Linked DNA regions of Homo sapiens: region 1 is linked to region 2. A link is an interaction called in ENCODE POLR2A ChIA-PET data of the cell type or tissue named here. Cell type or tissue: A673. All regions are shown on one strand. Links, peaks and the distances in the headings refer to the core of each region. The heading gives the core; the rest is flanking DNA. Region 1 overlaps PRR5-ARHGAP8 (PRR5-ARHGAP8 readthrough). Region 2 overlaps NUP50-DT (NUP50 divergent transcript).

Region 1 (2,913 bases), core at 188-2,687, 320 kb before region 2:
GATTGTACTGTAACAAGTCACATAGACTGCATGTTTTCTGCGTGCTGGGGTCCATTCTCATTTAATTCTCACCCGCCTGCCCACCCTGGGAGGCAGGTGCTAGTATCCCGCCCATGTGACAGGAGAGGAAGTAGAAGCAGAGGTGTCGAGTAGCTCTCACGCCTGCTCCCTGCCTTCCAAGTGCACTCCTAGCTCCACGTGGCCAAATCCAACTTCCTTTTTGGGGTATCCCTAAAATGCCTCCTCTGCGGTACCGGACTGCGCTCAGGGTATCTCTCTTCCTGTGCACACCAGTCAGCTTTTGCTAATTATGCTGCATAACAGTCTCACTGGGCTGCAACATGTTTCTTTCTCGCTAAGGTTGGGAGGTAGACAGGCCAGCAGGGGCTCGGCCCACCTCCATGTACCTGCATTTTGGTACCGGGCTGAAGAAGTAGCCTCTTGACATGCCATTCTCAGGGTGGGGACTGGAATAAGAGTGGCCACGCCAAACTACGCTGTCTCCTTGGACGTGGTATATGTTGTGTCTGCTCACGTCCCACAGCAGGGCACATGGCCCAGCCCAGAGTCAGTGGGGCAGGGAGGTGACTGCCCTCCAGGAAATGAAGGTGACACAGAGAGGAAGGGGACGCTTGTTGACGGCACCACAGTCTACTCCCGTGTGGCTCCTGATCAGCACCAGGTGCGGGGAGCACTGCCAAAATCTGCTTCTCATCCTCCCCCAAGTATGTACTGTTTGCTGGGTCTCAGGCCCTGTGTTGGACACTTGATTTGAAGGGTTAAAACCAGGCACAGGCTTAGCGCAGTGGCTCATGCCTATAATCCCAGCACTTTGGGAGGCTGGGGCGGGCGGATCACATGGTCAAGAGATAGAGATCATCCTGGCCAACATGGTGAAACCCCGTCTCTACTAAAAATACAAAAATTAGCTGGGCATGGTGGTGCGTGCCTGTAGTCCCAGCTACTCGGGAGGCTGAGGCAGGAGAATTGCTTCAACTCAGGAGGTGGAGGTTGCAGTGAGCAGAGATTGCGCCACTGCACTCCAGCCTGGGGGACAGAGCGAGACTCCATCTCAAAACAAACAAACAAACAAACAAAAACAGCACAGGTCTTGCATACACATCCCCAGTCATTTCCTTGGGATGAATTCCTAGACATAGATTCACTGGATCAAACAGTGTGACTGTTTGTAAGGTTTTTGGTTGTCGTGGAATCACCCTCCAGAAAGGTCACGTGCTTTGTAGAGCCTGAAGCCGGGGGTCACAGGCAGACCTCAGTGGCTCAGGCAGGTGGGGCTGGTGGCGAGAGGAAAGTCCCTCATCCTAACACTCACTCACGTGCAATGTGCAAACATAGCTGATGCGTCAGCTGGAGGTGAGGGCCAGCTGGCACTGGCAGGCAGGAGCCCAGCCTGGCTTCCTTGGGGGCCACCAGGGGTGACATAGACCCTCAGAGCCAGGGCTGAGCATCAGGAGGTTGGCAGGGCCTGGGGGACGCCAGGAGCTCTCTTGCAACAAGAGAGAAAAGCAGCATCTTAGAGTTGTCTCAGTGCAAAGGCTCACATCACAGTCAGCCCCAGCAAGGCCAGGGAGACCCAGTCGAATACTTTGACCCCAGGTGGGCCTGTGTTTGTCTTTGTGTGTGTCCAGCATTGTGTTCTGTTTTGATGAGAATGTATGCCATGGGCTACGTTTTCATTTTCATCTTGGTGAAGGTTTACGTTGTTGATGACCTGTGGACTCTAAGGATCAGGGAGAGGACCCTGCATCCAGAGGTGGGCAGTTGGAATGTAAACCCCTCACGAGGCCAGCTGTGGACAGGCACGGAAGCCTTTCTCTCTCTGGACCCCTTTTCCTTATCCATGAAGTGGGTAACAGTAGCCTGCCTTGCCCACCACATTATTTCCAGTGAAACAATGCATTTTGCAAGCGGTAAAGCTGTGTATTTCAGAAATAAATGCCCAGTAAAAACTCTTTCAGATAAACCAAAGCTGAGAGAATGTATTTTCAGCAGAACTACACTATAAGAAATGTTAAGGGAAGCTCTGCAGAACAAAGAAATAGAATGCCAAATAGAAATTGGGATCCTCACAAAGGAATGAAGCATGCTGAAAATGGCAAATATGTGTAAATAGAAAATAAATAGATTTTCTCATTTTTAAGAATATCTTTGAAAGTAGATTGACTGTTTAAATAAAAATAATAAAGTAGTATGAGGCTTAAAACATGTTAGAGTACTGGATAATGTATTATATTATAAAGACAGGCCTGGCCCAGTGGCTCATGCCTGTAATCCCAGGACTTTGGGAGGCCAAGGCAGGTGGATTGCTTGAGCTCAGGAGTTCAAGACCAGCCTGGACAACATGACAAAACCCTGTCTCTACAAAAAATTAACTGGCATGGCATGGTGGCACATGCCTGTAGCCCCAGCTACTTGGGAGGCTAAGGTGAAAGTATTGCTTGAGCCCAGGAGGTCAAGGCTGCAGCTAGCCAAGATCACACCGCTGTACTCCAACCTGGGCAACAGGGTAAGACCTTGTCTCAAAAAAAAAAAAAAAAAAAAGGATGGGATATGAGACTTATACTATAAGTAGAATGGTATAATATCATTTGAAATAGACTGTATTACATTAAATATGTATAATGTAAAACTAGGGTCACTACAAATAAAAAGATACAGCATATATACATAGAGAGAAGAGGGAGAGAGTTGAAGTCTTGCTCTGTCATCCACACTTGGAGTGCAGTGGTGCGATCTTGGCTCCCTGCAACTTCCGCCTCCTGGGTTCAAGTGATTCTCCTGCCTCAGCCTCCAGAGTAGCTGGGATTACAGGCATGCATCACCACGCCTGGCTAATTTTTGCATTTTTAGTAGAGACGGGGTTTCACCATGTTGGCCAGGCTAGGCTTGAAC
Region 2 (2,913 bases), core at 300-2,799:
TCCTTCTGCACTGAAGCCTAAAATATGAAAAAATGTGAAAAATAGAAGTTGTGAAAGTTTCTGAGTGTCCAGCAGATTGGAATCTCTAGGACAAAATAAGTCATGTGCTCTGCCCAAAGTCTCGAGGCAATCCAGTTGAATCCCAGTTTAGTTAAGTCTTTCTTAAAGAGCCAAATGTGTTCATATTGAAAGAGATTCAGTCTAGAATCTATGAATGGGGACAGGGAGTCCCTGACCTCTGGCCAACATTTCAAAAAGCCTACTGGAAATCATAAATCTAACTCATAATAAAACTGCTCTGGCTAAAACACAGCTCTTTGCTTTTAGCCAGAGTTACAGGAACTCAGCTCAATATTAGTGGCGGTCTAGAAGCCAAAACCGCCGAATGTCAGTCACACTTTTTTGTTTTTGTTCTTTTAAGCCTCAGTGGGGGTGAAAGTTATATTTTTGATCAGTTAAAAAAAAAATGAAACTGAATTCCCATTTCACAAATATTTTACTTGTGTTGAAACAAGGTCTTGCTCTGTCGCCCAGGCTGGAGTGCAGTGGTGCAATCACAGCTCACTACAACCTCGACCTCTCGGGGTTAAGCAATCCTCCCACGTCAGCCCTCCCAAGTAGCTAGAACCACCACGTGCCACCACGCCCAGCTAATTTAAACAGTTTTCGTAGAGATAGGGTTTTGCCATGTTGCCAAGGCTGGTCTCAAACTCCTGGGGTCAAGCGATCTGCCTACGTTGGCCTCCCAAAGTGCTGGGATTACAGGCGTGAGCCACCATGCCCGGCCTGTTTTTTAAAAATTTTCCATTTTTGTTTTTTGACGAGACGAGGTCTCATTATGTTGCTCAGTCTGGTCTCCAACTCCTGGGCTCAAGCAATCCTCCTGCCTTGGTCTCCCAAAGTGTTGGGATTACAGGTGTGAGCCACTACACCTGGCCAAAATATTTTACAGTAAAATATTTTAAAACAAGAATTAGAAAAATATTAGCATTAGAAAAAAATGAAAATCTTTTGAGCTGTTTAGGGGAGAAAGCTCCAAGGAACTTAAAAACAAGTGATACTGTCTTATTTAACAGTCCATTTACTCAGCCCCATACTGTGTGCTTTACCTAAGTGTTCACACTTAATCTGTACAACCAAATGAAGGTACATAATACACCCTCGCTTTACAGATGAGGAAACTTGAGCTCAGAGCTCAGTTTGTCCAAGGCTGCCAAGCTGGTAAGTGATACGGCCAGGAGATTAACTCCAAAGCCCCACTGCCAGGCAGATAACAGAACATTTCCTGTTTTCATTCCTTAACATTAGGAGCAAAGTGTAGTTCTGTAGGCTTCCTGTTGGGTGTTTTCTGGTAAATCGTAACAGGAATGACTCCAGGTCGAGGTTTAAGCCTACCTAAAATGAAGGCCAGAACACAGCTAGAACACAGCAATATTATCTTGCCATTTTCTTTGCTAGGTTAAACTGGGCTTGAATGATCTGAGACATTTATGACCTGATCACTGTGGCAAAACTGATACAAAGCTGGCTCCTGGCATGGACCTCTAACAGCAGAAAGAAAGGCAGGATCACATCACCATGGACTCATTTGGAATCAGGTAAAGTAGGTAAACTGACATGTCTGGGTATTTATTTACTGAACATGATGACAATGACCCAGCCTAACAACCATCACAGTCCTTTGGCTCTCAGGGGTTAAGCAAATTGAAAGGGATTTTTGAAAGGCAGAGTATAGGAAAAAAGGGCTAACACCTTTGGAGGAGTATTTCATAACATGAGACTTGAGCTTCATTAAAAGGAAGTAGCCAAATTCAATGGAGGTAGATGTCTGCGTGCAAAGTGCCTCCATTCTTCTGAGTTATAGCCAGTTTAAAGTTGTCATTTTAGCCAGCAATGAAATCCATCCAGTAAGGCGCAAGACAGCTACAGTGCTATCATATACATAAATCTTTTTTATTTGCATTAGAAAGGCATCAGTTATTTCAATGCTACAATGTGTAATTAAGTAAATGTGTTAATCATTTGGCTTACCCTTACAATACTGTATTATTCCAAGAATGAAAGTTCTGATTTTAACTAAGCCACAATTCAATGTTGAGTACAAGAAAGTCTACCTCTACCTAAGCTGCCTCTATCCCTGACATGGTCACAACCTAGAGATCAAGCAGCCAGTTTGTCAGAGGCATTGGAACCAGAGCAATTCCATCTTGAAGAGGCAGTAGGTAAAATCAGGCAGAGACCTGTTGGCTGCATTCTTAGTAGTCACAAGATGTTTAGGGTTACAGGAACAGATTAATAACGTTCACTAAACAAACCCAGGACTTAACAGACCCAGGAAACATTTTGATGTCGCTGTATCTGTTAGTCCAAACTGCACCATTTTCTTTCTTTCTTTTTTTTTTTTTTTTGAGATGGAGTCTCGCTCTGTTGCCCAGGCGGGAGTGCAGTGGGGCAATCTCAGCTCACTGCAAGCTCCGCCTCCTGGGTTCACGCCATTCTCCTGCCTCAGCCTCCTGAGTAGCTGGGACTACAGGCACCCGCTACCACGCCCGGCTAATTTTTTGTATTTTTAGTAGAGATAGGGTTTCACCATGTTGGCCAGGATGGTCTCGATCTCTTGACCTTGTGATCCACCCGCCTCAGCCTCCCAAAGTGCTGGGATTACAGGCGTGAGCCACCACGCCCTGCCAAACTGCACCATTTTCTAAGCCCCCCGCCATTTCGCAGACACTGGTCAAAGCGAAACATTCCACGGGGGTTCAGGCCGTGAGAAATTTCCTGCCCAACTTTCTTACCAAACCCTGTTGGGTAAAGGCCCAATTGAAGGAACATCCCTATCAAACCTTGCTCAGCAAAGGTGCAAGGAACATCACTGTCACTTTCTGAGGGAACAAGGGCCAAACTGCCTGATCA

The links. Peaks named below come from ENCODE experiments on the same cell type or tissue, not always from the same donor. Only the 100,000 strongest peaks of a DNase experiment are listed, where the experiment ranks them.
Region 1: POLR2A ChIA-PET joins it to region 2 with 10 read pairs; 2 of 35 experiments call an interaction of 5 or more read pairs at or near these places.

Annotation. Positions count from the first base shown.
Region 1 is chr22:44,841,283-44,844,195 of GRCh38, forward strand. The region is part of intron 10 of PRR5-ARHGAP8 (PRR5-ARHGAP8 readthrough); the gene reads left to right. All of the region lies in intron 7 of ARHGAP8 (Rho GTPase activating protein 8), which reads left to right. Among named protein-coding and RNA genes, the nearest start is that of ARHGAP8, 90 kb to the left of the region's middle. RefSeq lists an enhancer at 557-1,254. In A673, for the core only: no CTCF peak of the experiment used is centred there; no DNase peak of the experiment used is centred there.
Region 2 is chr22:45,158,568-45,161,480 of GRCh38, forward strand. The region is part of intron 1 of NUP50-DT (NUP50 divergent transcript); the gene reads right to left. Among named protein-coding and RNA genes, the nearest start is that of NUP50-DT, 3.8 kb to the right of the region's middle. RefSeq lists a silencer at 1,141-1,435. In A673, for the core only: CTCF peaks have their summits at 1,322 and 1,522; a DNase peak (open chromatin) is centred at 1,274; H3K4me3 peaks cover 816 bases; H3K27ac peaks cover 1,298 bases.